Regions from separate parts of the Mus musculus genome. Here all the other regions are linked to region 2. The links are chromatin loops, found by intact Hi-C in ENCODE. Cell type or tissue: gastrocnemius. All regions are shown on one strand. Each heading gives the region's core, and the rest is flanking DNA. Links, peaks and the distances in the headings are about the cores only. Region 1 holds the start of Ccdc167 (coiled-coil domain containing 167). Region 2 holds the start of Cmtr1 (cap methyltransferase 1). Region 3 holds the start of Rnf8 (ring finger protein 8).

Region 1 (10,408 bases), core at 3,382-8,381, 57 kb after region 2:
CCGGAATCGACACTGCCTTCTGCCACCTAGGCCAACTGGGTAAGTACTTCCTTCCAGCCAGGACACTGCCTCTCACCCTGTCCCAGGAGATTGGGGGCTTTCCCACAGCTAGTACACAGCTCACCCTAGGACTCCGAGACTAACCGTGGTCAGTTAATGCAGGCTAAACCATTTCTTTCCCAAAGCCTCCACCTGCCCTGTCCTCAGTCTGTCTGCTGAGAACCAGGGGACACTAACTGCTTCCCATGTGCTTTTATCCCTCACTGAAGACACTGTTAGCTGCCAGTCCAGGGCCAACACCCAGCCCTTCTGCTCAGCTCACCTGCACTGCAGACGTTGGGATAAAAAGTCTGTTGACAGCCAGGGTCACACACAGCTCTGCTCCAGGCAATGAGATGTTCCAGATGTCATCTGGGAGACTCCTAGGAGTTTATGCTTGGCTAGTTAAGAGCCTTGATTTATGGGTAAATGTGACGGCTGAGCTATATGGCAGCTGTCTTGTGACTATGGACACAGTTAAGGGTATGCAGAAACACTAGCCCTGCTATTAAGTACTAGCTACTGAACTTCTGAACCAGGGCAGGAGCCTAGCCACCATTCCCATGTGCGTTAAGACACACACTCCAGTCTTCTGAAACCCGACAGACAAAACTCTCCAAACGGACAAGAATTGTGTACTAGGACCAAATCTAGCCCAGTTATCTCCTTCAGGATGTCGGCTGGGGACTTAGCTCGGCAGCAGAGCACCTTCCAAGCATGCAGAAGGCACTGGGTTCAAACACGAGTGCCGCAAGGTGGAGGCAGCCGAGACTCATACTTAGTATCTTAAGGCCAAGTGGCTGAAGGCTGCAGGCCAGCTTCTGTCACAGCTCAAAATGCAAGCAAGTTTCCTACCAGGCCGAACTTTCCCTGTCCAATTTGGGGTGGTGACTTCAGAATCTAACACATAGTCAGTTGTTCCTGACTGAGTCTCACAGGAAGCAGAGTTGAAGAGTTAAAAGGGGGTCTGGCTACCCTAGCGGTAACCACCTGGCACAGCTGGCCCGTGGCCACCCTCGAGTGAGGGCCACCTGCTTGGTAATTGTTTCATTACAACAAGTAAGCGAGGGCTGTTTGCAGGTGCTGAGATCTCACTTGTGGGCTTTTATTGCACTCGTCAGATTAACAAACATTTTTGATTAAATCACCACTTCACTAGCTCTGAGCGCAAGACTTTTAATAAGAGGACAATATCTACTGCTACAGAGCATCAGTGCACATTCAATACTCAAGACCCGCTGGGGGCAACAGAAGAGGAAGCGGAGAAACAGCCAGATGCCAGGTCTCTGCGAAGGCCCAGGATTACAGGTTTCAAAACCTTGACTATCCCAGCAAAAAGTCATCCTAGTGACAAAACCGAAGATATATGTTTTTATACATCTGTATATTTACCAATATTTAAAACATCCATGCAAACATCTGTAAGAGCGTAGTGTTACTGAGGGGGTAAAATGTGCTGGGGATATAGCTCAGTGCTAGAGGGCTTGCCTACTGTGCGGGTCTCTTGTTAAATCACAGCAGGTTCTTCAGTCACAGCTGACCAGAGCTACATACATGTTCTCAATACAAACCAGCCTACGGTCAGTCCTGAGCGAGTCTTCTATTTGCCCTGAAACGTTACAAGCCAGGTCTCCAAGGTCTGTGCTGCTCTGGGTTCTTTTCCAGGCTCCCACAAACAGCTCATTAAGCTTTGATCACTAATGGTATTTCCAGCCCCACGTTCTAAATGCCTCCACAATCCTCCCTAAACAACATGGTCAGGTCTGTCACTGCAGTAACCATGATCTTGGTACCAGGATCAGCTCTGGTTTGCTCTTCTGTTGCTGTGATAAACAATATGACCAAAAGCAACTTGGGGAAGAAAGGATTCATTTCAACTTAAATATTTATTTATTTATATTATTTATATGAGTAAATCATAGCTGTCTTCAGACCCACCAGAAGAGGGCATCAGATCCCATTACAGATGGTTGTGAGCCACCATGTGGTTGCTGGGAATTGAACTCAGGACCTCTGGAAGAGCAGTCAGTGCTCTTAACCGCTGAGCCATCTCTCCAGTTCTCACTTCAACTCAAGGTTTATAGTTCATCATGAAGGGAACTCGAGGCAGGAGCTGATACGGAGACCATGGAGGGTGCTGCTTACTGGCTTGCAACCATGGCAACCCAGTACTTATATATATCAGCCTGCTTCCTTTTTTATTTATTTATTTATTTTTTTTTTTATTTTCTGAGACAGAGTTTCTCTGTGTAGCCCTGGCTGTCCTGGAACTCACTTTGTAGACCAGGCTGGCCTCGAACTCAGAAATCCACCTGCCTCTGCCTCCCAAGTGCTGGGATTAAAGGTGTGCGCCACCATGCCCGGCTAGCCTGCTTGCTTGCTTATACAACCCGGGACCACCTGCTCTCACCTCAAATCATTCCTCAAGAAAATGCCCCACAGATTTGCCCACAGGCCAATGTGATGGAGGCAATTTCTTGAAGGTCCTTTTTAGATGACCCTAGTTTGTGTCAACCAGACAAAAAACTAGCCAGCACCCTACCATTCATAAGGCTGCAAAATGGGTAGATCTGCTCCCATACAAAGCACTAAGAGAATACACGTTGTGTCAAACTCAAACACTTCAAAAGTTGATGGTGTAGCTCAATGGTAGATCACCTGCCTAGCAGGCAGGAAGCCCTGGGCTCTAGCCCTAGCGTAGGTAGAGGTAGATAGATAGGTAGATAGATAGAAGATTGATTTGTGTCAGCCTGACAAAAGACAGGAGTTTCTCCTCCATATTACAGATGTGGAAATGAAAGCAGGAAGAAGGGGATAGATTTAAATGGTTGGGGTGATGAAGGAGTCCCTGTCTGTCCTCCGCCACCTTATGCCAGGCATGCTCCGGGCACCTGACAGCCACATGGTGAGGAGAGGTGTGCTCTGCAGGGAGATCTGCTCCCAACTCCCCTGGTGATGAGACTGCAGCTGGGCATGTGGCCTCTTAGCTGACGAGCCCAGCCCAGTCTCCGCTGCCCTGCAGGTAGTGGGGGGTGCACCTTGGTTCGTAGGAATAGAAAGTGGGCAGTTCTGGGCCCAGAGTCCTTAACGCAGCAGGCACTTTCTCTATTCTCTTCTTGACGAAGAGCATACCAGTGGGGTGGTCCTAATCTTGCTGATAAGATGGCAGAACCCTGGTAAGCGGAAAGGCTGTGGACAGAATATATGCCACCTCCTCTTCTTACGAAGAAGTGGGTTTTGGTTTTCTCACTATTGTCTACGCTGACCTTAAACTCACGAGCTTCCTACCTCAGCCGCCTAAGCACACAATTAGCTTTAAATGAGGTCTCACCGGAGCTGCTACAGTCACACTGCCCACGGCCACCTTCATATTAAGACAGACTGATTATGTGATTGCTATACTTTTTGTTTGTGTATTTGAGCCAGGATCACATGTAGCAAGGGTTGAGCTATGAAGGTTTTGTGATCTTCCCCTGATTCCCAAGTGCTGGGTTACAGGCATTATGTCACCAGAACTAGCCATACGAGTTCTTACGAATGTTTTGCTTATATGTTTGTGCACCACATACATATCTGGTGTCCGGAGAGGCAAGAACAGCCCGTGCTCTTAACTACTGAACCTTCTCTCCAACCCCAGTACTTATATTCTTTAAAACTGAGATAACATTCATTAACAAATACTGAAGTGGGCTGGGCTTCCATAATGCTCTGGTCAACGTTATCATCAACTCATACAATGTTCTCTGGTGTGTACTTCTGTTAAAGAGATCTTATTTAATAAACGTACAGTTCTCATTAGCGTTGAACTCACTGCCCAAAGGACCACATAATACTGAGTTGTTCCACACCTGAAAAATGGTTTATGTAACAAACCGATTGTCGCTCTAAGCCCCATCACAGTCCTGGAGCACTAGACAGCACGTCAGCGCGGTGCTTACGGATCCCTCAAAGTAGCAAACCACCACTAAAGAGAACAAAAATGCAGCCAGGCATGGTGGCACACGCCTTTAATCCCAGCACTTGGGAGGCAGAGGCAGGCGAATTTCTGAGTTCGAGGCCAGCCTGGTCTACAGAGTGAGTTCCAGGACAGCCAGGACTACACAGAGAAATCCTGTCTGAAAAAAACAAACAAACAAACAAACAAAAAAGGGATCACTGAGGAGATAAGTAACCTCTGGGAGGATGCCTCGAGGGCGTCCAATATTTTGACATTGAAGCCTGATGCTGTCATCTACAAGCATGCTGTATCACATTCCTAGATGTACTGGAACACCAGTGGCCCAAGGGCCCAGGCTGAACATGCCTTCGTTGTAAGGGAGAGGAAACGAGTCCCCACTTCCAGGAAGCCCACCTGAGCATTATTCCCTGCTCTATCACCTTCACCACTTTAAGCTGGCTTCCGCCTTTTCGTTTCCTTGCAGTGTTGCTCTGTATCCCAGGCTGGCTTAGATCTCTGAGCCCTGGGACTATAACCATGTGCCACCTATGTCCTGAGTTCCACGTAGACCCTCAGTTCCCTCGTCTATACGAGCATAACAGACATGCAACAATTCATTGAACATGCAAACGAAACATGCATCAGACGGCTTTTTTTCCATGCATGACAAACTATTTTAAAGGCCTTCCCAAACACCAATTCTAGGAATCTCTGCAGATTTCCAAAGATCCTCAAGCTACAAGGCTGATACCCCACAGGAAAAACTTCCCCTCTCTGGAGACGTTTAAGCCACTAGCAGTATACTGAATAATAGCCTCGCACTCACCCTGGAGTCTTATTAGCTCCATGGTGGTCCCTCACCTACAAGTCCCGAACACCTTTGGTTCCCACCTGTCTCTTTCTGCTAAAGTCTCCCTTAGTCTCCGAGTCTCTCCTTTTAGAATACCCACTATGGCCTGTCTTCTTTGGGACTCCCCTGACCAGGGATGGAGCTGATGGTTCTCAGCTCCATCCCTGCCTTCCTCATCGTGACCCTTCACCTCCCTTCACAGCCTCTCCCAAAGCCACGTCGCCCTCGCTTCCTCCATCTGACCCTCGACGTCGCAGCCGCCGGGCCGATCGACGCCCCTGCGTCGGAACACAGTGACTAACCACGTGACTCGAACCCGACTTCTCCCCCTCACCTCCTGAGCGACACCAAGATTCTCCCGCTTCTTTTTAGTCATATTGCTTGCTGTCTTTTCCGCGCTGGACCAGCCCATTAAGTCGCACTACGCACGCGCAGGACCTCGTGCTTCTTTTTCATTGGTCGGTGCAGAGGAAGGAGGCGGGACTTCTGCGTCGCCATCTTGTTAAGGGGCGCGTCCATCCTGCAGCGGCCATGTTTGTGAGGGGCGGCCTCCGGGTATAAGATGTGCAGGGAAGCAGTTTCAGGTCTACCCGTGAGTGGAGACCTCTTTACGTACTTGAGAGCTTTTATCTTAACTTCCTTCTTTCTTTTCAAACATCTTCCTTCTTGCATCCCTCAGGGCATCCCTGCACCGTTTTTTAGGCTATCCTCGTTCAAATGTTCTTGCTCCTGCAAGGCTCAGCCTGCAAGCCCTGGCCCTTCAGTCCCAACTTGAACTGCTCTGCCCTTTGGGATCTAATATGGTCTTGCACCGTTAATCCTTTCTGTCCTGTGTTCTTTCGCATTAGCTTGTTTTCTGGTGAAATGAGAACAGCCTGCAGACATCACGGAAGGCATGAAGAAGGCTCGCAGCACACCATATTAGCCTGAGATTCCTAGGTCTTACCTGGGCTTCTGGCTTTCTTTTAGAGGCTTGTTCATGCTTAGGATTTTAGAGTGTTTAGACCTTGGACTTGGAGATGTTTTGACTATAACCCTACCACAGGACATAGACATAGAGCTGCCACCAAAGTTTTACAAGTCAGTACCTTTTCTTTTTCATTTTTTTAATTAGATATTTTTAAAATTTACATTTCAAATGCTATCCTGCAAGTTCCCTATACCCTCCCCCCGCCCTGCTCCCCTACCCACCCACTCCTACTTCTTGGCCCTGGCATTCCCCTGTACTGGGGCATATAAAGTTTGCAAGACCAAGGGGCCTCTCTTCCCAATGATGGCCGACTAGGCCATCTTCTGCTACATATGCAGCTAGAGACACAAGCTCCGGGGGGTACTGGTTAGTACATATTGTTGTTCCACCTATAGTGTTGCAGACCCCTTCAGCATCTTGGGTACTTTCTCTAGCTACAAGTCAGTACCTTTAGCATCTGTGAAGTGCTATGGTTTTTTTGTTTTTGTTTTTTTTATTAAAAGAAAAAAGTTAGCTGAGCATGGTGGACATATGAGTAGTCTCAATTATTTAGGATAGTGAGGTGGTGCATCATTTAGAGTCCACAGTTTTGAAATCAGCCTGGACAACAGTGAAACCTTAATAATAATAATAATAATAATAATAATTAATTTTTAAAAAATTGTGGTATGGCAAAAAAACTAAAAGTAGATAGATGTTGTCTGAAAGAGTGGGGATGTGGTTCAAAAAGCTGCCATAGATCCCTCAGGTACCTACGTTCCATTCTTGTACTGGATATTATCTCACACCGCAGGGCCTCTCTGCTTCGGGAACAGAGCAGGCCTGTGTGCACACACAGCTCTGTCCTTCCGTGTCTCTTTCTAAAGATAAATTTGCCCCCGTGGAATTACTAGGTCAGAGATGATGAGACCAGAATCGAAGCTCCTTGTTTCTACCCACTTATCTCCACTCCCGAGTCCGTTTCTCTATGTGAATAATAACCCCACCTCAGTGTTTGGAGGAGAAAAAAAATTTTTTTCAGATCTGTGTTTTCTTCATGATAGAGCCCTTGAGTGATGGGGCTGGAAGGGACCTGAGATACCATCTCACTTGGCTGCCTGACTGCGACCTGCAGAGGGAACAGGTAGTAAATTCTACCTGAACAGGACGCAGGCTGCTGAAGTTGTTTAGTGCAGTTCTCAGCTTAACACCCGGCACAAGAAAATCTTCCTCGAGAACATTGTCTATCAGCTGTCAATCAACAACCCTTCCAGCATTGGTTCCGTCCCAGAAAAAACAGACTCTGCTTCCCAATTATCACAGGCGCTGGCCCAGGGGAGGTGAGAAGACGAGAAGGAGAAGCACTGTGTTCTTTTAGAAGTGGCTCCTTCTGTGTTTCTCTGGCACCAAGAAAAAGCCACAGAACTCTGGGTGTGCCTCATGTGGGTCTCATCTCTTCCCAGTTTAGGACAAAGTTACCAAAGCGCTCAACTTCCATGTCTTTTTTTCAACAGACCTCCTCCTCTGGGTCTGATGATGGAATAAAATGCTCAAGACGAGGGGCTGGAGAGAGGGCACCACAGTTAAGAGCATTTTGGCCCCTGCATGGGACCTCTTGGTTCAATTCCCAGCATCTACACAGTGGGTTTTTGGTTTTGGTTTTGGTTTTTTTTTTTTTTTTTTTTTTTTTTTTTTGCTTTTGTTTTGAGACAGGGTTTCTCTGTGTAGCCCTGGCTGTCCTGGAACTCACTCTGTAGACCAGGCTGGCCTCGAACTCAGAAATCCGCCTGCCTCTGCCTCCCAAGTGCTGGGATTAAAGGTGTGCGCCACCACACCCGATTTACACAGTGTTTAATGACAGCCTGTAACTCCCGCTTATTAGCATCCAATGCTCTCCTCTGGCGTCCTTGGACGCTGCCTACACGTGATGGACAGACAAAACTCTGAAGCACAAAAATAAAGTAAATCAATCTTTTTTTAAAGCCGGTTGTTGGTGGCGCACGCCTTTAACCCCAGTCCTTGGGAGGCAGAGGCAGGTGGATCTCTGAGTTCGAGGCCAGCCTGGTCTACAGACTGAGTTCCAGAACAGCCAAGGCTGCCCAGAGAAGCCCTGTCTTGAGAAACCAAGAAAGAAAAACAATAACAAAAAGAACAACAAAAAACTCAATGGACTGGAACCAAGTTCTTTGTGAGTTATAGTGAAAGGGGAACTTTAAGGTGAAGCCCTCCTGGACTCCAACTGCACCGGAATCATTTTGCAGCTGTACAAAGTAGCAATGTGGAGCAAGGTACTTCCATTTTCCAGGCCTCAGTTTTCACATCTGGTAAGGGTCATCATGCCAGGTGTGGAAGGTCCCCATGAGACCTGCTAAGAAGTTGCATCTGCAGAATGAGTGACCAGGAGAGTCCACAGGACCGAGGAGCCACCAGTCACTGCCGTTTGTTTTCTTGTCTTGAGCCTGGTTTCTGTGAGCCTTCACCTGCCTATAGCACACGTGTTGATTTGCATTTGAGGCAGATACCTGGGGTGTGGAGTACACTGCAGCCACAGCATGCACAGGCATCTCCACTGAGGGGTCTGCCGCCTCTCTCACCACTTGTCCTTGAGCTGGGACATCAGTCACAGTTTGATGTGTCAGGGCAACACAAAATTGTGCTGATGGTGTGCTGTGGGTAGAGGATGCCCGGGCACCCAGTAATCCACTCAGGTCTTAGCCCACCCCACGTGACCCTGGCAAGTACAGAGACCTGCCTGCTATTCCTCTGAGGACTCTTCACTGAGATATCTGCAGCCTGGCCTGGCAGCCCTGCCCGGGAACAGATGGGAGTCCTGGGGGGTGGCGGGCTTGTGCATCTTTGTTCCCCAGCGAGCTGTGGGCCTGAGCTGTCTTTTTTGAAGGTTTTTGGAGTGGCTAAGGCAAATAGAGCATGTGTGTTGGTGGGTGGGAAACCTGGGTGACTTCTGGAAGGTTCTCATGGCACAACCTCGGGTTGGTCAAGCCTCCCCTTTGGCCGCGGTTTTCTTTCTCTGCAAAAAGGACGGAGCAGGGATTGCTCGCCAGCTTCGACACCCTCCATTCTGCTTTCATGACCTTGTTGTTCGAAAGATGCCCAGACATAAGGCGCTGTGATTAACTGGAAGGTAGACATATGCCGTAAGAACAAACTCGTTGTTACCCTCATGGTATCTTTAATCCAGTTAGAGAGACAGACTGACAGCACGAAGTAGCAAATGCCCAGGCATGGTAGAATTAAATGCCAGCTGCCTGGTACTTACTTTTGCTGCATTAGTGGCTCCAATAGAAGCCATAGAAGAGTGCCGTGGGCATCTGGGGTGGTTTGGCAGGGGCTCTAGGTCAGAGGGCACAGATGAGACTGCACTGGGTGTTGATGAGAGGGGATCCCAGTTGGCAGTGAACGCCAGAAAGAACCCTCTCCAACTTTGGGTAACAGCCCAACCTCCAGATGGTTCCTTCCGTCCTTCTCCTCTGCCTGGCCTTGCCTGAACTGTGGGACCCAGGCTCCCGTCCCCAGCAGTGCCCCGAGGGAGACTTTTCAGAGCAGGGGCAAGCAAGAGCTGCATCGTCAGAAGCACTTCAGGCAGGAAATGAAGAGTTTCGTAGGTGGTTTAAAAATACAGTGGGAGCTGATTTATGTTTGAATTTTGTTCCAGGGCAGCAGATCATAGCCCAAAGTTCCGAGGCAAAGGCAGCGGTGTCTTTATGGGCTGCTCGGATGGGTTTCATATCTTTGTGGGTTTTATATGTTTCAGCTAAGCCAAGATGCTGAAACATCTTTTTTTTTTTCTTTTTCTTTTCTTTTTTTTTTTTTTTTTTTTACTTTGCTGGGGGAACTTTGTATATACCATGGCTTAGCTCCAGATTCATTTTGACTATATTATAAAAACTAGATTTTTTTTTTTTTGCTCATTTATTTGGTGACCAGTTCTTAGTCAAGTGAAATCGAATAATAAGTAGATAATCTAGAGATTTTGAAAACAACAGGATGGGGGATTGTTGAAGGCATAGAAATCCAGATTATTTGATCCCTCAGTATCTGTTCTTGAAGCTTTCTAAGACACGGTCTTGAATTTACTAGGTAGATGGGGGATGACCTTGAACTCACGATCTTCCTGCCTCTACCTCCTAAGTGCTGGGATTAGATTACAGGCATGTAGCATCATGCCCAATTGTATGCATCAAACCCAGGGCTTCATGCCTACTAGGCAAGCATTCTCACTGGCCTCTTGAGAATGTCAGCCCTGGGGTCCGGTCTTGGGGTGCCCTCCCTTTCTGTGATTGACAGAGATTGCCATTCTCCACAGACCTGTTTGGGGATCTTGAGTTTCCTCGTTGTAGGTCTTCCCTGGCTCTGCTCACGCTCTCACTGACTTCTCTCAGCTCAGTCACAGTGTCTATTTCTTTCCACTTAAAGATGTGCATTTTTATTTGATGCATGCAGGTGTTTTGCCTGCATGGATGGCTGTGCACCATGTATGGGCCTGGTGCTCTTGGAGGCCAGCAGAGGGCTTTGGATCCCTTGGAACTGGAGTTACTGAAGGTTGTGATCTGCACTGTGGGTGCTGGGAACTAGATTCTGGTCCTCTGGAAGAGCAGCCAGTGCTCTTTCCTGC
Region 2 (10,408 bases), core at 2,420-7,419:
CTCTGGAAGAGCAGTCAAGGCTCTTAACCACTGAGCCATCTCTCCAGCCCCTTTAAATAAAATTTTAAACGTTTTTTTTTTTTTTTTTTTTGAGACAAGGTTTCTCTGTGTAGCCCTGGCTGTCCTGGAACTCACTCTGTAGCCCAGGCTGGCCTCCAACTCAGAAATCTGCCTGCCTCTGCCTCTCCAGTGCTGGGATTAAAGGCGTGTGCCGCCACGCCCGGCAAAAGTTTTTTTTTTTTAAATGGGGGATTGCCATATAGATATTAACTTTACATTGAATTTAAAAATCACTATTTTCCCTCTTCCAGTGGAATATAGAGAGCTTACCTCTCAGTTCCTTTTAGAATCTTTCTGAGAATTATTACATCTATATTCATTGAAACCTCCACCAAACAACATTATATTTGCTTTCAGCTATTATGTATATATTTAAGAATTTGAAAGTAGGGCTGGTGAGATGGCTCAGTGGGTAAGGGCACCCGACTGCTCTTCCGAAGGTCCGAAGTTCAAATCCCAGCAACCACATGTAATGAGATCTGATGCCCTCTTCTGGTGTATCTGAAGACAACTACAGTGTACTTACATATAATAAATAAATAAAAAAAAAAAGAATTTGAAAGTATGAAAAATGATCCACATTATGTTTACCTAGTTGGGGGTATTTATGGTTTAAAATTATTATTAAATAATTATAAAAATGTTAAATAACATAACAAACATGATAAATGTAATATAATAAACAACATTATAAAATTGTTAAATAATATAATACATTATTATTATTATTATTATTATTATTATTATTATTATTATGAGTTTCACAATATAACTCTGTCTGGCCTTGAACTCACAGAGATTCTTCTGCCTCTGCTTGCTGAGGTCTGGGATTAAGGGTGTGTGCCACTCCTCTTTCTTTAGGTAGATTTTCATTCTGTAGCCCAGGCTGGCCCAGAACTCAATATATCAATATGTAGCATAGTGCTGCCTTAGACTTGTGGCAGCCCAAGACTACAAGACCCTGAGTTAAAAATAATTTTTTCTGTATCAAATGTTTTTTTTTTCTTTTTAAAGATTTATTTATTTATTTATTTATTTATTTATTTATGTTTTTTTTTGTTTGTTTGGTTTTGGTTTTGGTTTTTCGAGACAGGGTTTCTCTGTGTAGCCCTGGCTGTCCTGGAGCTCACTTTGTAGACCAGGCTGGCCTCGAACTCAGAAATCCAACTGCCTCTGCCTCCCGAGTGCTGGGATCAAAGGAGTGTGCCACCACTGCTTGGCAAGATTTATTTATTTATTTTATGTATATGAATATACTATTGCTGTCTTCAAACACACCAGAAAAGGGCATCGGATCTCATTACAGATGGTTGTGAGCCATGTGGTTGCTGGGAATTAAACTCAGGACCTCTGGAAGAGCAGCCAGTGCTCTTAACCGCCTGAGCCCACCTTATGAAATAGTTGTTGATACTGTTTCCCTGCCCCATTCCTCTCCCACTCCCTATTACCTCTCTCTCTCTCTCTCTCTCCCTCCCTCCCTCCCTCCCTCCCTCCCTCCCTCCCTCCCTCCCTTTCTTCCGTTGTTTTTGAGACAGGGTCTCCCTGGTTTGCCTGGAATTCAGCTGTGTAGAGCAGGCTGGACTCAAACTCAGAGATCTGCTTGCTGTTGTTTTCCATTGATTAATTTCTCAGTCAGTTATTTTTTTTTTCATCTTCTGTCTCTCTACTGACAGTGACTTTCTATATTTTAAGATTCTTCCTAGCCGGGCGTGGTGGCACAGGCCTTTAATCCCAGCACTCGGGAGGCAGAGGCAGGCAGATTTCTGAGTTCGAGGCCAGCCTGGTCTACAAAGTGAGCTCCAGGACAGCCAGGGCTACACAGAGAAACCCTGTCTCGAAAAAACAAAAACAAACAAACAAACAAACAAAAAGATTCTTCCTGCTGGGCATGGTGGCGCACGCCTTTAATCCCAGCACTCAGAGGCAGAGGCAGGTAGATTTCTGAGTTCTAGACCAGCCTGGTCTACAAAGTGAGTTCCAGGACAGCCAGGGCTATACAGAGAAACCCTGTCTCCAAACAAACAAACAAACAAACAAACAAAAAAGATTCTTCAGGGCTCGATGGGATGGCTCAGAGTTTAATCCTCTTGTCGCCAAGCCTCATAACCTGAGAATCTTTTCCGATGGGTATGGTGTGGTGGGAGGCAGGATGCAGTGCCTGCTAGTTTTCCTAATGGAGGTGATGGTAAATGCTCTTGTGAACTCTGGAAAGGTTTTCCAGAGGGGAAAGTGCTAAACCCATTGTTTCAAGCGAGACCATAGGGATGCGTGGTAGGTACACACAGTATAACAAGAATTCTATTTTATTATGCTGAGGGTCATCACACAAGATTCACACTCTAAATTCCTAACTATGGTCCCAAGCTTATCTCCCCAGGGCTGCTCACCTGTTGGACATATCCTTGCTGAGGGTCAGTTCCAGTCTCTAACAGAAGTCTCTGATTCGATGGTCAGGATCCTGGGGGCGGGGGTGGGGGAGACTCTTCAGCTAAAGGGAAGATCATGCTCTCCAGATGTGCAGGACAGAGCATTACTTTCGGTCTCTGCTTGCATACTGTCCAGTAGATGTCATGGAGTTCTAGGACTGTATGGTTATCTTAAGTGAGTGATGTCACTGGGTTCTGCTTATCTGGGACAGCCTTGGGTGTAGAAGGGATCCTGACTAAGCTATTTTTACTTATCTAAAATGCATATTTTACTATCATCACTACATTCAAACTGGAGGGGTAAGTGGTCATTAGCATCATGAAGGGAAATGATGGTCCATTGAGAGAAAGCAGGGAGAGAAACCCTAGGGACAAGGTGTTTGAGAAAGACGGCACCAGGAGGGTGAGAAGTGATGGGCTAGTAGGACAAGGCTGAAGGGCTTTGAGGCCACCTAGAGAACATTGGTGTCATCCTAAGAGCAGTGGGAAGTCACTGGCAGGGTCGAGTCACTGATGGGTTGCCATAGGCTCACACATGATAATACAAACAAAGCTTCAAACAGAGGTGTTTGGAGACAGGCATCATAAGTTGGAGATTACTGCAAAAGCTTTAGGGGTGGGTAAGAGAGGGAGAAGGAGGGTTGGAAAGGGGGAGAGGGGAGGGGAGGGGGAGGATGAGGTATGATAGGGTAGGAGATGTTTACCTGACAAGTAGAAGGCAAACTTGAACTCAAGTCTCAAGTGCATTGTTGGCTTCAGGGAAATGAAGAAAAGGTAAACTCATCAGATCTCTGGACAAATAAACAGACTGAATCATATAGCGCCAGCCACCTGGGAAAGGGGCTGCAGAGATGGTTCAGGGGTTAAGAGCACTTACCGCTCTTCCAGACCTGGGTTCAGCACAGCACCCACAACTATCTGTAATTCAAGTTCCAGGGGATCCGATGCTGTCTTCTGGCTTACAAGGGTACTATATGCATGTGGCATACATACATACGTGCATGAAGGACACGCATACACATAAAATAAAAATAAAATCCTTTTTTTTTTTAAAAAAAGCAGCATTATGGGAGAACATATGTTGACATTTGAAGTCTCGGGGTTTAAGAGACAAACGCAGCTGAGAATGTCCAACAAAGTTATATTGGTCTGAAAATGGGAAGAGGAGTTAGAGTTACAGCCCATCTCAGTGCATATGGTCAAATGCCACAGATGCCATTATTTCTTTTAGTCTGAGGCATTGAGAATCAGATCTAGGATCTGGTGTGTACCGGACGAACAGTCTTGACACTGAGCTATGCCTAGTCCAATGTTAAATATGTCCTATGGAACAGGAACAGGTCTTTGACCTTGGCCAGTTTGTGTCTCTGACTGTATTCTTTTTTGTTGTTGTTGTTGTTTGTTTTGTTTTTCGAGACAGGGTTTCTCTGTGTAGCCCTGGCTGTCCTGGAACTCACTTTGTAGACCAGGCTGGCCTCGAACTCAGAAATAGGCCTGCCTCTGCCTCCCGAGTGCTGGGATTAAAGGCGTGTGCCACCACGCCCGGCTCCTCTGACTGTATTCTTAAATCTATATAATGACGATACTGTAGTAAGCTACCAAACTAGTTACGCCATGTTGTGAAACACTTTCTAGGATTTTTTTTTCCCACTTTCCAAGTCAGGGTCTTACAATATATCCCTGGCTGTCCTGGAAGTAGCTATGTAGACTAGGCTGGCTTCGAACTCACAGAGATATGCCTGTCTCTGCTTTCTGAGTGCTGGCATTAAAGGTGTTCGACACTACCACCTAGCTCCTAAGAATACTTTCATTGCTAAAACTATTTTGGGCAAAAATTCGTCTCCGGTCACTTCGACCAGTCATTAAATCTTATGCTAAACTGGTCTCTTGATCAGCCATAAATTTCTATACCATGTGATTGTGATTCTGACCTAAAGGTTAACTGCCTGACCATTTAATTGTTATCACTCTGCTTCTGAAAAGAAAAAAAAAGCAATGTTTGCTTGTTGCACATGTTTGGAGCTGCCTTTCTGTATACATCACAGTTGCAGTCCTTGTCTTTAAAATGTCGAACAAACTGGAGGTCCGAGGGTGCTTCCCGCTCCTCTGCCTGAGACAGCCCCACCGGTGGTAATAAATAATAAAGACTCCACATGATTTATTAAGACATCTTGGGAGTTTTCCTTCTTCAGGTAATCCATAACAAGATGAATAAACTGAGGTGAAGTATTGATTTCCCTTCTTTAGGGCGAGAGTAGACAAGGGTTATTTTCCTAGTGGCTTTTCTCTGCCCCCCCATTCTTTCGCGGTCCCCCTTCCGCGCAGGCGCCTCGGGTCCTGCGCGCTGTGCGACCTGGGCAGTTCCCCAGGGCCAAGCCTGAGCCCAGCGGGGGCGGGGCTGGCGGGCTCGTGACGTTATCAAGCGGCGCCGCCCGCGGGGCGGGTTCCGAGCGCGACCGCGCAGCTAGCCGGCCCTGCGAGGAAAACGAAAGTGAGGGAGGAGGAGGTTGCAGGGCCAGCCTGGGCGGCGACAGTGGCGGCCTGGTCCCTCGTCTCCGCTCGCCGGCTACTCGCCCCATCCCCTCAGCGTGAGTGCAGGCGCGCGGCCCCGGGGGTGCGAGCGGGCGGGCGCACGGGCACAGCATCCTTCCCCTGCGGCGGCCGCTTTGCCCGCTTTCGGGTAGCCTCTCTCTGCTCCTGCCCCCTGTCTTGTCCCCAGCAACCTCTCGGAGCCGAGGTTGCCGCTGCTGCTGGTCGCCGCGCACACAGTATCACACCTGACGTTTCCAAAGGAGAAGCTCCGTCGGGGAGATGGCGTTCCCTTCTTTCCCCTCTGCATACGGGGGTTAGCAGCGCTTAGAAGTGCCTGGTCACAGCGCGTCTGCCATTGTAGGTCACTCGATAGCCCTTTGGCCTTCCCCTGGCCGAGGAAATGAGAGGATTGGCTTGGATTCCCTGCGAGGCCCCAGTCGAAGGTGCTGTGGTGGAGGGGGACGTTCGTATCTGCCGCCTTGCCCTTCTACAAAGCTGTTTCCTGTTCTCTCACTTGCCCCATCGCAGACCACACTGAGTTCCCAGTGGCACCCCCCACCCCCGCTTCACCCACACCCACCGGGACGACTTAAGAGTTAAATGAGACCCATTTTATGTGCTGTGAAGCCTCAGCGATGAGCTTTCCAGTAGGCTCACCTATCTGTGATGTCAAGTAAAAATGTGGCTCCTCGGGCCTGGCTTTCTGTTGGCTCAGTCGCCTGGCTTTCCTGCTTTCCTCTAATAGGCACTGCTACTGTCACTTAGGAAATTGCCACCTGAGATTGGGATGATCGTACATTGGGTCCACAGGTTCATCCTCGGGCTGGAAATACGGAAACCTTTTGCTAGGTTTCAAGGGGAGGGATTGCTATATCCCTTCAAATTCCATTACTTTCTTACCTCGACTGCTGATGCTCATTCTCCCTCCACCCCAGCAAATATTTTGAAATAAGTTGAACTGGCTCTGATTTTCATAGACAATATTGAGTATCAGTTCATAGTCAAAACAACACATGGTCTTAAAACTATATGTCTGACTCAAACGCCAGAGAAGTCTGTTCTTGTATCCCAGCGTCCCTGTTCCCCAAAGATACCAGTGTACCTCCAACTTTTAAGTCTTTTCTCTTTTCTGAGTTCTTTGAATACACTACTTTTCCTGAAGATTTTGTAATTTTTTTTTGACTTTTTGAGACAGGGTTTCTCTGTGTAGCCCTGGCTGTCCTGGAACTCTGTAGACCAGGCTGGCCTCCAACTCAGAAATTCGCCTGCCTCTGCCTCCCAAGTGCTGGAATTAGAGGTGTGCACAACCACGCCCGGCCTGTAATTCTTTTTTTTTTTTTTAAAGATTTTTTTCGACTGTTTTAAATAGGCATGTGGGTACCTGCATAGGCCAGAGGTGTCTGTTTCCCTGGAGCTAGAGTTCTAGGCAGTTGCGAGTTGTCTGGTGTGGGTGCTGGGAATTGAATTTAAGACATACACATGTCTCCAGCTCCTCGTCCTTTTTTTTTTTTTTTTTTTTTTTTTCTTTTTTTAAACTTTATGCTTCTCATAAACCAGCTCCTGGCCATCGAGGGAAGCTTTCTGTTCTTCCATTTTTCCCTGTGCAGCGCTGGGCTGGGATCCAGGGCCTTGCATGTGCAGGGCAAGGCTCTGTGGGAGAGCGACATCCTCGAGCCCTTGGAGTTTGCTGCAGGTTCTCTACAGGTTTCCTCAGACTCCTGAGTATTAAGACAGAGGCAGGTGCCAAGTGCACCCAGCTCTCCATTCCTTATTGTGGAGTTGTACTTGTATTCTTAAAAATTAATGTCAAAATTTTTTTTATAGAAAAAAAAGTCATTTGTATCCCATTACTAAGTCATCTGTTGTCTCTTTTACCCCTCTTGGCTGTCACTCAGCTTGTACTTCCATGCCTTACGCTGTGCTCTTTCTTTTTTCAAAACAGGAAACAGGCCAAATCCCATCATTTTCCCCATACATAATAAGATCTTCATTGTTCTGGTAAAGATGATGAAAAAAAAAATCATTCTCTGACTGTCCTTGGAAATATTTGTAACTGTTACTTAGTAGGGTTCATTATTTGTTTCCAGTGCACATTGTTATAAATGGCCAGTATTGTCTCTAAAGTTATAGAATAGCAGGCACTCAAAGGCCTCTTCCTCCTGTGCCTTGCTGAGTTAATCTAACTTTTTGGTATCTGATGCTAATAGCACTGAGGGCTCTGATTCTGAGAGCACCTCATTTCCTAGGGAAACTAACCATCGTTACTGAGAAACAGAGCTTAGCTAGCCTCCCTCCTGGACCTTTCTTGGAGGAAGAGGCTGCTCAAGTGTTAGCATTAGGAGATGCGTGCAGTGGCCACATCTCATCCGGCTGATGATGGTTGTTACCTTTGGGATCCTTGCCTCTTTCCCAGTAGTTCTAACCTCAGAGCTGACTGACGGGATTTGTGGTTGCAGTAACAATGAAGAGGAGAACTGACCCAGAATGCACTGCCCCCCTCAAGAAACAGAAGCGAATTGGGGAGCTTGCCCGGCACCTCAGCTCCACATCTGACGATGAACCTCTCTCCTCTGTCAATCATGCAGCAAAAGGTACACTGGCCTGTGTGATCCGAGGCCGCTGGCCGTCTGGTGGTTGGAATCCTTAGTGCCTGGACTGAGCAGAGTGTAGTTCGCTGGCCCTTGAGCAAAATCAGCACATTTGGCAGAAAGATGGAAGCTACACTTCTACCTGATTTTGTTTTGTTTTGTTTTGTTTTTTGAGACAGGGTTTCTCTGTGTAGCCCTGGCTGTCCTGGAACTCACTTTGTAGACCAGGCTGGCCTGGGATTTATGGTTGCAGTAACAATGAAGAGGAGAACTGACCCAGACTCTTCCATTTTGCTGCTATTCTCCTACTAAGAGTAGGGAAACGTGTTTTAAATTCTAAAAGGTGGAGCCGTTCCAGAAAGTGCCTTTGATCTGTTCCTGGTCCTTCAGCAGGTGACCTCCTCACTGCCTTAAATCAGGTAGAAATGCCGGGCGTGGTGGCCCACGCCTCTAATCCCAGCACTTGGGAGGCAGAGGCAGGCGGATTTCTGAGTTCGAGGCCAGCCTGGTCTACAAAGTGAGTTCCAGGACAGCCAGGGCTACACAGAGAAACCCTGTCTCGAAAAACAAAACAAAACAAAAAAATCAGGTAGAAGTGTTGAGCATTGAATGTGGTGTTTTAAATAGATATTAATAATTGAGAAGCCCCTCTGTAGAGGTGGAATGGAGCTGCCTTGGCAGTCTTGGGTCCTTGTGTACAGTTTTCTCAGTTCCTTTAGCAGTTGGAATCAGAAATACTCAGCTGTGGTGGAGTGTCTCTCTGCCTCCAGCTCAAAGATTTGGTAGAAATATACTATGCTTTATCTGTTTTAACATTGTGGACATTTACAATATATGAATTTCACCCCATAATTTCGCCAGACAATTAGAAGTACTCTGTTCATATTAACTCTGACAAGCTGGCTTCCTTCCTTTTTTCCTTCCTTCCTTCCTTCCTTCCTTCCTTCCTTCCTTCCTTCTTTTTGTTGTTTGTTTGTTTGTTTTGAGAGGGGTCTTACTCTGTGTCTCTGGTTGTTCTGGAACTCACTATGTAGACAAGATTGGCCTTGAACTCACAGAAACCCACCTGCCTTGGCCTCCGGAGTGCTGGGGTTAAACATGTACACCACTCTATTCGGCTTCCACTCATCCCTGAGAGCTGCTCTATGGAACAGACTCTCACATGCTGCACTGCTTACAGTAGAGCCATAGGTCTGGAGAGCAGTGGGCTCACCCAGGTTGTCAGCAGGGCTGCATGCTCTCTAGGAAGGCTCTTGGGAAGGACTCCCCTTCCCTCTCTTCTGTAATTCTCTGATGGCTCACTTGGTACTGCATGCCTCTGGTGGTAGTGTGTCTCTCTAGTTTCTGCCTCTGCCTTCCTGCGTCTGCATCAACATTTCCCTATTAGGAGGATGTCAGTCATTGGATTAGGACTTATGCCTCTTTAGTTATCTTATTTGAACTTGATTATATCTGCAAAGACTTGTTTCCAAATACAAGTCCTCCCCAGTTTATAGGTGACAGGAATTTTGGAGGAGGATGCTGTTTTCATCCCAGTACACTAGCAGACTTGCCTTTTGTATGCCCTGTGAGATCAGTGGTTGACTGGAATGAAACTGTAACAGATTGTTGACTGGAAGGATGTGATGTTTCCTTGGTCAGTGTGAGGAAATGAAGTTCACTTTCTAGTGGTAGGCTCATGGGAGGACAGTTAGACATTAGCTGACCCAGTGAAGATGGGCAGCTGTGATCTAGGATGGACTCAGTCTCATGACCTTTCGTGTGGAGGTATGGGTCTTCAAGGTCTCAGTAATGATGGGCACTGTCACATCTTCTGCTTCCTGATTGGATGGGAGGCTGACACTGGAGAGATTACTTGAGCTGGTGAGCTTGAGACAAGCCTGAGCAATGTAGTGGGACTCGTCAAAAACAATTGTGAAAATGTCTGAGTGGATTTCAGGGTAGAAAAGAAAGTCTGTATGTGACCAGGGTCACTAAATGGAAAGCAAAAAAAAAAACAAAAAAAAACAAAACCCCACAACCAACAAAAAACCCATGCTGGTGCACAGGTCCTCTTGGTTGTGGAGAGGCCTGTGAGGGAGGGACAAGGGCGAGTGTGTCTAGGGAGTAAGTGCTTAGTGCTAAGTGTATCCTTGAACATGTTCTGCCAGTGACATTGTTGAAAAGAAGAGAGGACAGGTCCCAGAGCAGTAAGGTGAGCATATAGAGTTGGGGCTCCTTTAAGGAATGTACTCTGATTAACCACCTCCTCCTCCTTTTTTAAAAATTTTTTTTAAAGATTTATTATTATATATAAGTATACTGTAGCTGTCTTCAGATCCCATTACAGATGGTTGTGAGCCACCATGTGGCTGCTGAGAATTGAACTCAGGACCTCTGGAAGAGCAGTCAGTGCTCTTAACCACTGAGCCATCTCTCCAGCACTGTGTTTTTTTTTTTTTTCAAAACAGGGTTTCTCTGTGTACCCCTGGCTGTCCTAGAACTCACACGTAGACCAGGCTAGCCTCCATCTCTCAGAGATCTGCTTGCCTCTGCCTCTCAAATGCTGGGATCAAAGGTGTCATGCCTGGCTGACATTTTAAAGTTTTAAAAATGTGACTGTGGAAAAAAGAAAAAAGAAAAGAAACATTAAAAAAAAAATGTGACTGTGAAGTGTGATTACCAGCCTGGCACATTCCCTTCATTTTACAAAATAGCTTTAACCTTTTCTGGAAGTAGCTTCATGACTCAGTTAGGATTGACAGTGGCTGTTGATGTAAGGAGTGGAGATTTGGAGCTGGCCAGTTTCTCATGTGTCTGACA
Region 3 (10,408 bases), core at 2,027-7,026, 46 kb before region 2:
GACAGCCATAAACCATAACTCAAGCATGCTTCCCTCCTCCCTCCCTCCCCTCTCCCTTCCTCTCCTCTTCCCCTCTCCTCTATTTTCTCCTTCTTTCCTCATCTCTGTCCCGTACCCCCCCCCCAGTACCAGGGAGCAAACCTAAGGTTTTGCATGTACACCTTGAGCTACACCCAAAGTGACTTCTGTAGTCTCCGGATAGTCAACTCGCAGTGATCTAGTCCAGCTATAAATCACCTCCTGCCTACATTTGACACTGACATTGATAGCTGTATCACCTGCAAAATAAACAGCCCAAAAGCTCACACTGATGGAGAGGCAAACAAGGCTGTCATCATTGACTTTGAGGTCCCACTGCCCCCCACCTTAGTAAAATCTGACGTGCAATAAATATTTGAACTTGAAGCTTATCCTGGACAAGCTGATGGATGTTTGGGCCGGTGCAGGCAGAAAAGGAGTAGGGTAATTATACACTGACCTGAGTTTGTTCTAAAATAGCCACCCTAATTATCAATTACAGCAATTACAGATACGACCAGGATGGAAGATACTTGATGGCTTATTATAAGCACTTCTGAGCACGATGCAAGGAGTCAAACATATTAGACAGCTTTGTTGACATTAAACAGCATTTAGGGGCTGGAGAGATGGCTCAGCAGTTAAGAGCACAGACTGCTCTTCCAGAGGTCCTGAGTTCAAATCCCAGCAACCACATGGTGGCTCACAACCACCCCTAATCTGATGCCCTCTTCTGGTGCATCTGAAGTCAGCTACAGTGTACTTATGACAGCATTTAGTACAAAAGGTGTCTGAAGCAGATTCTACACCCAGCCCCGAGAACACACACACACACACCCCTCTGGTTTTCTAAGACATTTTCTTCCCAAGGCTCAGTTAGTAGAATGCCTTCCTACCATGTGTGAAGAGTAGGTTGTTGATCCCCAACACTGTATAAACCAGAGGTGGCGGTGCACCTCTGTAATCCTAGCACTTAGAGGAGGAGACTGGAGGGTCAGAGGTTCAAGGCTATCCCCAGCTACATATGGAAATTGAAGGCAAGCCTGAGTCACGTGAGACTCTGATGATCTTGGTCTGTAAGTCAGTCAGTAAATAAAACCGTTCCCTTTTGAAACCAAAGGCTTCCTTCCTTCCTTCCCTTTGCCAGAAGCATGGATCCTCACCCCAGAGTAGGAACACTGAGTATAGACAGAGCACCGAGCATAGACAGAGCAGTTAGTCTAGTTGGTGACTTTGCAGGGTGTCATCACAGTAAAAGGTGCACTGGTGGAATGCTGAGAGCGAGCAGCTCACAGACTGTGCAGAGCCCCTCCCTCCCTTTCCTCATAACTGACAGTCACTCCCTCCTTTGTGCTATCTGGGGCCTGGCTTTCCATCACTTACATTTGTAATCGTGAGTGGGTTCCACTCTGTGTCCCGTCTCCTGTTCATTTTCAAGCTTGTCGGAAACATGACCCCAAGGGCGAGTTTGGCTGTTAGTAATTTTCCACTCCACGCTTCCAGTTTGGGTGGACTGGGAGTGTAGAGCTTAGCAGAGTTTAGATAGTGGAATAGCTACAGTAGCAGGCGTTAGCAGGGGTCTAGTGTTTCCTATTCGATGGTAGCTGGCCCTAGGCTGGCAGGGGCAGCTTTGAAGGGAACCTTCAGATTGCATTTCTTACATTTCAGTTTGAATCTCATATTTGGGGGTGGGGTACAGAGGAGTGTAAAATAAAGGAGTCAGATAAAGTAGATCCAACTAGAATGTAGAGCCCTCAGTTCTAGCTCCCTGCTCCCACCAGACACACATAGGTTGGCTCATCCTGGGGGAGGGAGGAGGACCTCACTCTGAAGTCACACTCCAGTATCCACAAACCTCAGGTGTCTGCCTGTATCCTCCCTCACCCTAGCTCTAGGATAGGTAAATGCAGGCTTCCCTTATACAGCTGACTCGTGAGCACAGAGGAGGGAACAGAGAAGGCAGGACTCAGACACGCACGTCAAGACTCCTTTTTTACCCAGCTCAGTCTTTCAAGATGTAATGAAAAAAGCCTCCATCTCACCTCCCCCGAACCCCATGCAGGGAAACCCGATTCACATCATTAGCTAAGCTGCAGCCCAGCGACCCACCCGGACTCACAAAGGGAAACTGTTTGGTTTAGGTTTTTCAAAGACATGACTTGCTTGGATGTGGCTTATAGGTAAAAGTCTAAAGCTGAAGGAATCTCTTTATAATATTACCAGCTTAAAGAGAGGAAAAACCTTATTTTTATATGTCTCTTGGATAACTGAGGGTAGAATGTCACAGGTGAGGCCTTGGGGGTGTGGCTCAGTGCCTAAGTCCTGGCTAGAATGCACAAAGCTCCGGGTTCATCCTCAGCACCACAACCACTAATAATAATAATAATAAAAAAAATAATAAATAAAAGTGAAGATACAGCATAGGGTTAGGGGTGGCTACTGCAAAAGCTGAGACTACAGTGTCCTCCAATGGTAGCCAACAGTGATCAGTATTTACCAAGGAATTTAGCCTCCCAAGAGCTCCATAAGTGAGTGCTGTCATTAACATTGCTCTCTGTAGTAACAATTTTGTAGATTTGGTTTCTTTAAAAAACAAGACAAAACAAACAAACAAAAAACCAAGGGGCTGGAGAGATGGCCCAGCAGTTAAGAGCACTGACTGTTCTTCAGAAGGTCCTGAGTTCAAATCCCAGCAACCACATGGTGGCTCACAACCATCCTTAAATGAGATTTGATGCCCTCTTCTGGCGCATCTGAAGACAGCAACAGTGTTCTTACACATAATAATAAATAAATCAAAAAAACAAAACAAAACAAAAAACAGCCGAGTAGTGGTGGTGCATGCCTTTAAATCCCAGCACTTGGGAGGCAGAGGCAGACAGATTTCTGAGTTCGAGGCCAGCCTGGTCTACAAAGTGAGTTCCAGGACAGCCAGGGCTATACAGAGAAACTCTGTCTCGAAACAACAACAACAACAAAAAACAACATCAGGTACGAGAAATGGCACATCAAGATGAGCTGCTCATCCAGAGGACATGGCTTTGGTGCCCAGCACCCACATGATGGCTCACTATCTGTTACCTCAGCTCCAGGGGATCTGATATCCTCTTCTGGACATCACAGGCACTAGGCACACGCGTGGTACATACATACATGTTGGCAAGACACATACATAAAAATAAACCGAACCAAAACAATCCATAAAAATAATAAACTCCAGTTCCAGGGGATCCAACAACCTCTTCTGGTTTCTGCAGCCATTGGGCATGCACTTGGCTCAGAGACATACATGCAGGCAAAACATGTACACATATATCTTTTTTTTATTTTTTTTAAGATTTATTTATTATATGTAAGTACACTGTTGCTGTTTTCAGACACACCAGAAGAGGGCACCAGATCTCATGATCTCCTTTCGGGTGGTTGTGAGCCACCATGTGGTTGCTGGGATTTGAACTCAGGATCTTCAGAAGAGCAGTCCGTGCTCTTAACCGCTGAGCCATCTCTCCAGCCCATACACACATATCTTAAACACCCAAACTTCAGCGTGGAGAGAGAAGGGAGAGTTTCATCTCCCTAGCCCCTTCAAGCCCATTTCCATTCCTTCTGTACCCTGTATGAGCCCCAGGTAATGCGATCCATCTCTACAGATTTGCCTGGTATAATTTTTAAAGATTCAGAAACAAAATGAGGTCATGAAAAACAAATAGATGCTAAATAGGAATAGACTGAATCAACCTTAAAATGATCAGACTTTTCTAAATCACTCAAAAGTGGGTTATAATGGGGTGGAGGTATAATTTAGCTACAGAGTACATCCTTGGCTGTGTGTTCAATGTTCAGAATCTCCTACTCCCAACCCAAAGTAGGCTATAGTTCTCAATAAAATGGTTATGGCCGTCATCACCGTGTTATAAAGCAATTTTTGTTTGTTTTGTAGACACGGTCTCATATCCCAGGCTGGCCTCTAACTCACTGCATAGCGGTAGATGCCCTTGAACTCCTCATCCTCCACCACACTCTGCCAAAGGAAAAAGGGGTGGGATACAAATAAAGGTTCAGGTTCATTGCTGCTGGATCTGGGGTACTGGCTTTGGAGAGCGCAGAGAGGAAAGAAGGTATTGGGAAAGTCATTATTATACTCACGAACCCAAGGAAAGAGAGTGTTTCTGTTGTTTACTATAATTTTTAATCTATAACTTTTAAGTGTTTATTACTCTGCGCGCACACAGGCGCGCGCGCACACCCACACCCACCCGCTAGGGTGCGCATTTGGAAGTCAGAGGCCAATTTGAAAAGTCAGTTTTCCCCAGCCACCATATAGGTGAAGCCTGAGCATCGTCTCCACGCTTGCCAGCAAGTAGCTTTACTCGTTGAGCCATCCTCCAAGTCCTAAAATCTATGCTTTAGTTTAGGATTTTGTCCGCAGCAGACGTTACGCTCGTCCTTCTTCAGGCTCACACCTGCGCACTTCCCGCCCGCCTCCCGCTGCGCACGCGCACTGCCCGCCTTCCCAGGCCTGGGGCGGGCCCGCGCTCTCAACGCGGTCGATCCCCGGGCGATTGCTTCTGTCTTGTGTGTAGATTAAGTTGCGCGAGAGGAACCTCGGAGGCGGCCGGAGCTCAGGCTAGAGGTTGGCTGGTTGCTGAACGCTGCCCCAGTGCCGGTCGGGCCATGGGCGAGCCCGACCCCTTGGTCTCGGGGCAGCTCGCGGCCCGCCGGAGCTGGTGCTTGCGGCGGCTGGGGATGGACTGCGAGTGGCTGCAGCTGGAGGCTGGGACTGAGGTGAGGGCGAGAGGCCTGGCGAGCTGCGGGAGCGGGGGAAGGCCGCGCACACCGGTCGGCGGGGAGGCGCCGAGGCAGCGGGCTCCGGCCACCTCAGGGCCCGGAGGGACCGGGCCGCGAGGCCAGGCGAGTCCGCGGCTTGAGGCCCGAGCTGGAGGGCGGCTGCGCGGGAGCGGGACCCGTGCCGGAGCCGCTGTAACGGACGCGGGCCTCCCAGCGAGGAGAAGGATGGGGTCGAGAACAGGCACTGTCCCAGTTAAGGGTCTATCAGAGACGGAGAAACTGAGGCAGAGGCGTCCCCACTGATTCCTAGGAGTGGCGAACCTGTCTAGGGAGTCTGAAGATGGACGCCTGGAAGGCTGCGGAGGGCGTGGACTCTCTGGAGTTGATTTTAAGTGTGATCAGGAGTTTAAGGGTAGCATGCCTAAACCCCTCGAACTGTAATACTGAAAATAAAAGTCTTCCATTCCATCTCCGAGGGGAACTGGAGCGTCGGGGTGGGCCACTCCTGAAGTGGGTCAGCCTTCTCTCCAGAAACTGCTCACAATGTAAAGCTGACTTAAAAGGCCGGTGCTGGGGATTGAACGCAGGGTCACAGAACTTGGAAGGCAAGGACTCTACCAAATGAGCTGTATCTGCAGCTCCACAAACGCAAAATTAGAAACAAAGACAAAGTGGGAGGAACAGTTCTAAGTGGGGGAGAGGTGCTGGGTGCTGTTGTGGGCTTTCAATCCTTGCAGTCTGCTCTGGAAGCAGAACTGGGTCAGGGATGCGCTTGCAATGTAGAATCCTTGAGGTTTTGGAAAGCCTGTACAGTACTGAATGTTGGTCATGTGTACTGGCTGGTCTTTTGTCAACTTGGCACACAAACCAGAGTCCTCTGAAAAGAGGGAAACTTAATTGAGCAAATGTCTCCATAAGATCCAGCTGTAAGGCATTTTCTTAATTAGTGATTGATAGGGGAGGGCCCAGCCCATTGTGAGTGGGGTTGTCCCTTGGCTGGTGCACCTGTGTTCTATAAGAAAGCAGGCTGAACAAACCAGTCAGCAGCACCCCTCCATGGCCTCTGCATCAGCTCCCGCCTCCAGGTTCCTGCCCTGTGTGAGTTTTTGTCCTGACTTCCATTGATGAGGGACTGCACTTCAGAAGTGTAAGCTGAAAAAAAAAAAAAAAACCCAAACCCTTTCTTCCCCAACTTGCTTTTTGGTCATGGTGTTTCCTTGCAAGAATAATAACCCTGAAACATCATATAAGATAAATTCAGTGAATTGGTAAGTTCGGTTTTTCTGATAAGCTGCATATTCTCAATTGAGAGGCGAATGTAGGGATTTATGGTTTGAACCAGGGGAAGAGAATTTACACAGTGAAGGAGCCTGAGAACGTCTGGGTGGGCCAAGGTGTGGCTTATTTAGTGATATTCTAGAGCAGGTCCTGCTTTAAATTAGGCATTAGAGGGCTGTTTATTTTTACCTATGAGGTCTTACTATTTTTCATCTTCATTAATCTGATCCCTGAGCATTTACTAGTCTCTCACAACCCTAGAGGGAAACTTAAGTGTTGACTTGTTCACTGAGACTCAGTTCTGTGGACTAATCTATTACTCCTGGCTAGTTGGGCACTCCTGGAGTAACGAGGGCAAGAGGACCGACCGTAAAGCACTATTGAACATACTCAGTACTGTTCCTTTGATCTGTGTGGAATTACATCTATGGGGCAAGACTCAGACAAACCAAGAGAAAGCTGAAGACTGAGGGCCTTGGGGGCCTGTGTGTAAGGGAAGCAAGCCTGCCTGGTGACCTGCAAAGTCAGGTTGCAGGCAGCGTTTGGAGCATAGCCTGCAGGGTGTATAAAGAGTTTGACTCAAAGCCAGGATGAGATCTGACTGTGGATCTCAGGTGATATAGCCCAGGTGGGTTTGCAAAAGGTTTTGAGAGGTGTGCCTGGTATCAGCCAATCATAACAGCTAAAGCAGGTTGGCTCCTGCCTTCCCAGTTCTTCCCCTCAAAGCTTCATTATGCAGATAGAAACCTCTAAGAACATGGACGGATCTAAATATCACACTGAAGGGAATCCTTTAGTTAATTATTTGTCTTTAAGCTTCCTGAACCAATCTGGAGAGTTTGGTGTAAGCACAAATGAACAGGGGTTGATTGCAGGTGAGTGAGCCACTTGCAGGCCTGCAGGGAACAGCTGTACGGGATTCCTGCTGCCTACTACCTGCCACCTGCCTACCTGCTTCTCTTGTGTTTGGTTTCCATGACTCTGAGTGAGTGGGGGAGGGGAAGAGGTGGGATGGCTCCCGAGTACGTCCTGGTTCTCTCGGCATCAGGGCCCTGCAGAGGAGGACAGGGCTGGAGATGGTGGTCAAGAGCAAGGAGGTGGTCAAGAGCAAGGACGTGTCTAGATCCTTGTCTGTGCTAAAGGCTGGAAGGGGAGCAGTTACCATGGGGAGCAGTGCTGAAATGGAAGCAGTGTGAAGGCCAGGACAGGGAAGGCGAGAAGGACGGAGGGCATTTCCTCTCTCTGAATTCTAAAGTCCTCTCAGAACAAGGTGCTTTCCCCCTCTGATGGCAGACAGGCTGTCTCCCATCCTGTCAAATGGAATATGGAATATTTTCTCTACAGTTGCTCAGAACTGTAAGCTCCTCTTCCCAGTCTCACCCCCTCAGGGCCTATGCTAATTAATTACACTTGCTACCAGAGATAGCAGTTGTTAGTGGACAGGAACGGTAGATGGTCCCCAAACACTCCCTCCCCCATCACCACGCTAGTCCTCAACCCTGGACGTTCTCCATTTGAAAAAAATGTGTGGGTGTGGTGGTCTGCATGTTGTGGTGTATACAGTGTATATGCATACTGGTCAGAGGACAGCTTCCAGGAGTCCATTCTCTCCTACCATGTGGGCCAAGATGTTGAACTCAGGTTGTCAGGCTTGGTAGCAAGTGCCTTTACCCACTGAGCTATCTTGGTGGCTTCTGATATAAAATAAGACTCAAACATCACCCATTTTGGAATCTGGCCAATTCTATAGACAGGCGGGCATCCTCTCCCTGTCTCCACTTGCTAAGTGCTAGGGCTCTAGGGGTTTCTCACCACACAGGGTTTGGGCAACACCCCTGTGTTCTCAAATATCTGCTGCACAGTGTGTTGGAAAGCAGTGCCAGATGTGGTTCATACTCTAGGAAGCAGTGAGGGCGGGATGGATGGTACAATGAGGTACTTCAGGGCTGTACTAAGCGTATGCGAGTAACATGAACTGTGCCTTGCCACTCTTAGGTAAGTGTAGTTAGTGTAGGCCCTGAGTGGGTGAGACTGGGAATAGGAGCTTTCAGTTCTAAGGAAAGAGCATTTTAAGCAGAGAGTATATATGAAAAGGCCCTGTGGTCGACTGGAGTGTGGACAGCTTTGGGTTAAGGCGGGTGTTGAAGAAGAGAGGTGATCTAACCTTTTTTCGTTTTCCCTCTTCAGCTGCTATGGGAAGAGAAAGACTCAGGTGCTGAAAACCCTGGCTGGGTGGACTGAGAGAGGGCAGTGGAGAGACCCAGGGCAGAAATGACCGCAAGACTAGGACTAGGTACTGTAGGACTCGGGAAGGAAGGACATGGAGTCGAAGGTGGCTTCTGTGTTCTCAGCCGAGGTCTAACTCGGTGATCGAGTCTATTACGAAGCGTTTAAAAGCAACTGATAAACTAGGCCAGAGCTGTCTCTGGTCTCTAAGGAGCCCGGAGGATATCATTCTGAAGGATTTACAAAAGGAGGAATGAAGGCTTGTAGAAAACCACAGACTATCCACGCCTTTAATCCCAGAACTCAGGAGGCAGAGGTGGGAGGTTCTCTGAGTTCCAGGCCAGCCTGGTCTACAGAGAGAGTTCAGACCAGTGAACGATATATAGTGAGACCCTGTCTCAAACAGGAAAAGAGCAAACATAACCTTGACTGTTTTCTGCTAAGGTCAGTCAGTTCGAGGCCAGCCTGGTCTACAGAGGGAGTTCCAGGACAGCCAGGGCTACACAGAGAAACCCTGTCTCAAAAAAACAAGATGAAACAAACAAAGAAACAAACAAAAAAAGATGGCTTAAGCACAGAAAAGAAGGAAGTAAGACCTGGATCTCAGAAGAACCTTATTTATTTCCTTCCCTCACGTGGTTGTGATTAGACAGGTATACCAGGAAGTGTGGCAGTTGGGAATCTGAGCTTCGTTTCTATTTTCTACAGAAACTCAAGCTATTCTTGTGGGGAAGCTCGGACTCAGGACTCAAAGACTTTAGTTGTAGACTACAAGCTAGACTCTGAAGAGTGTATACTCCACTGTGACGGGCTGCAGAGGTCAGAAGAGGTCACTGAGTCTGGATTTGGAGTCATGAGCTCTTGGCCACTGAGTACCTCTCCAGTCCCCACTTTATTTTGTGTACATATTGACTGAAGGCACAATATCAACTGCCATATCAGTTTCCTGGGAATCTACAGCTGGAAGGAACATGTCTGTCTGTCTGTCTGGTGGCAGATCAAAAAGGTAAAAGAAGCCTTACCAAGGCAGGGTGACAAGCTGAACTAACAAGATGGCAGTGAACGAAGCCAGCTTTACGTCCTGCATTTGAATGCACATTTGCCAGCCAGTCAGGTATAGAGACACAGCATAGTAGTCTTGGGAGAGGAGGGTCAAGAAATATAGTCATGGGGCTGGAGAGATGGCTCAGTGAATACGGACACTTGGACTGTTCTCCCAGAGGACTGGGGTTCAAATCCCAGCACCTGCATGGCAGCTCACAACTGTAACTCCAAGATATGACTCTTTCACGTAGACATATATACATGCAAAACACCAATGCACATAAAATAAAGGTAATAAAAATTTTTTAATTGTTTAAAAAAAAAGAATGCCATTCTCAGGCCAAGGATAACATGGCTGTATACTGGAGCACTGTGACAGCTGGTGCCACACATATACTGGTAGCCATGCCTAGGACTGGGAAGCTGGTACATGCCCTTGTAGAAGCAAGAGAGAACTGCTTGGAGAACTCTGTAGAGCAGAACAGAGCAGTGTGGAAAGCCTCCAGCTTGTAACCCACAATTTGACTTGGAGTTGCTTTACTTTCAAATATCCCTAAGAACTTAAATATGTTTCTCTTAATACAACAGCTATTGACAATAAACCAGGAGCCCTCTCAGACCTATTGAGATGACACACTCAGACTCAGGCTGGGAGTGCGGGCCAGGAACGGTGACTTCAGAGACACCTGACAACTGTAGAAGGGCATCGGAGATTTCTTGATGAACCTAGGGCAGAACCAGAGCCAACTGAAAAGATTTACTGAGAAAACCCCAAGGCCTGTTCTGAGTTCGAGGCCAGCCTGGTCTACGAAGTGAGTTCCAGGACAGCCAGGGCTATACAGAGAAACCCTGTCTCGAAAAACCAAAAAAAAAGGGGGGGGGGCAGTGCTTAGATGCGTTGATATTAGCTTTTATTTATTTTTGATTCCCCCCCACACACACACAGGGTTTCTCTGTGTAGCCCTGGCTGTCCTGGAACTCACTTTGTAGACCAGGCTGGCCTCGAACTCAGAAATCCGCCTGCCTCTGCCTCCCAAGTGCTGGGATTAAAGGC

Evidence for each region. A loop is a pair of places that touch in the nucleus more often than their neighbours do. Peaks named below come from ENCODE experiments on the same cell type or tissue, not always from the same donor. Only the 100,000 strongest peaks of a DNase experiment are listed, where the experiment ranks them.
Region 1: a loop joins it to region 2, with 4 times the contacts of the local background. A loop is called at or near these places in 3 of 42 quality-filtered maps.
Region 3: it touches region 2 in a loop (1.9-fold over the local background); 8 of 42 quality-filtered maps call a loop at or near these places.

Annotation. Positions count from the first base shown.
Region 1 is chr17:29,711,774-29,722,181 of GRCm38, forward strand. It overlaps Ccdc167 (coiled-coil domain containing 167), which reads right to left and starts at 5,244. Exons shown (of 4, transcript NM_026782.2): 1 at 5,161-5,244. The coding sequence starts at 5,202. In gastrocnemius, for the core only: no CTCF peak of the experiment used is centred there; a DNase peak (open chromatin) is centred at 5,289; H3K4me3 peaks cover 1,391 bases; H3K27ac peaks cover 984 bases.
Region 2 is chr17:29,655,698-29,666,105 of GRCm38, forward strand. Cmtr1 (cap methyltransferase 1) reads left to right here and starts at 4,898. Exons shown (of 24, transcript NM_028791.6): 1 at 4,898-5,074; 2 at 7,475-7,609. The coding sequence starts at 7,480. All of the region lies in intron 7 of Gm28043 (predicted gene, 28043), which reads left to right. It overlaps Gm20161 (predicted gene, 20161), which reads right to left and starts at 2,632. Exons shown (of 2, transcript NR_167666.2): 1 at 2,448-2,632. In gastrocnemius, for the core only: no CTCF peak of the experiment used is centred there; DNase peaks (open chromatin) are centred at 4,897 and 6,643; H3K4me3 peaks cover 1,847 bases; H3K27ac peaks cover 2,037 bases.
Region 3 is chr17:29,610,276-29,620,683 of GRCm38, forward strand. Rnf8 (ring finger protein 8) reads left to right here and starts at 4,514. Exons shown (of 8, transcript NM_021419.2): 1 at 4,514-4,803. The coding sequence starts at 4,693. It overlaps Gm28043 (predicted gene, 28043), which reads left to right and starts at 4,514. Exons shown (of 28, transcript NR_132314.1): 1 at 4,514-4,803. In gastrocnemius, for the core only: CTCF peaks have their summits at 3,404 (motif pointing right) and 4,278; DNase peaks (open chromatin) are centred at 3,403 and 4,534; H3K4me3 peaks cover 2,115 bases; H3K27ac peaks cover 2,137 bases.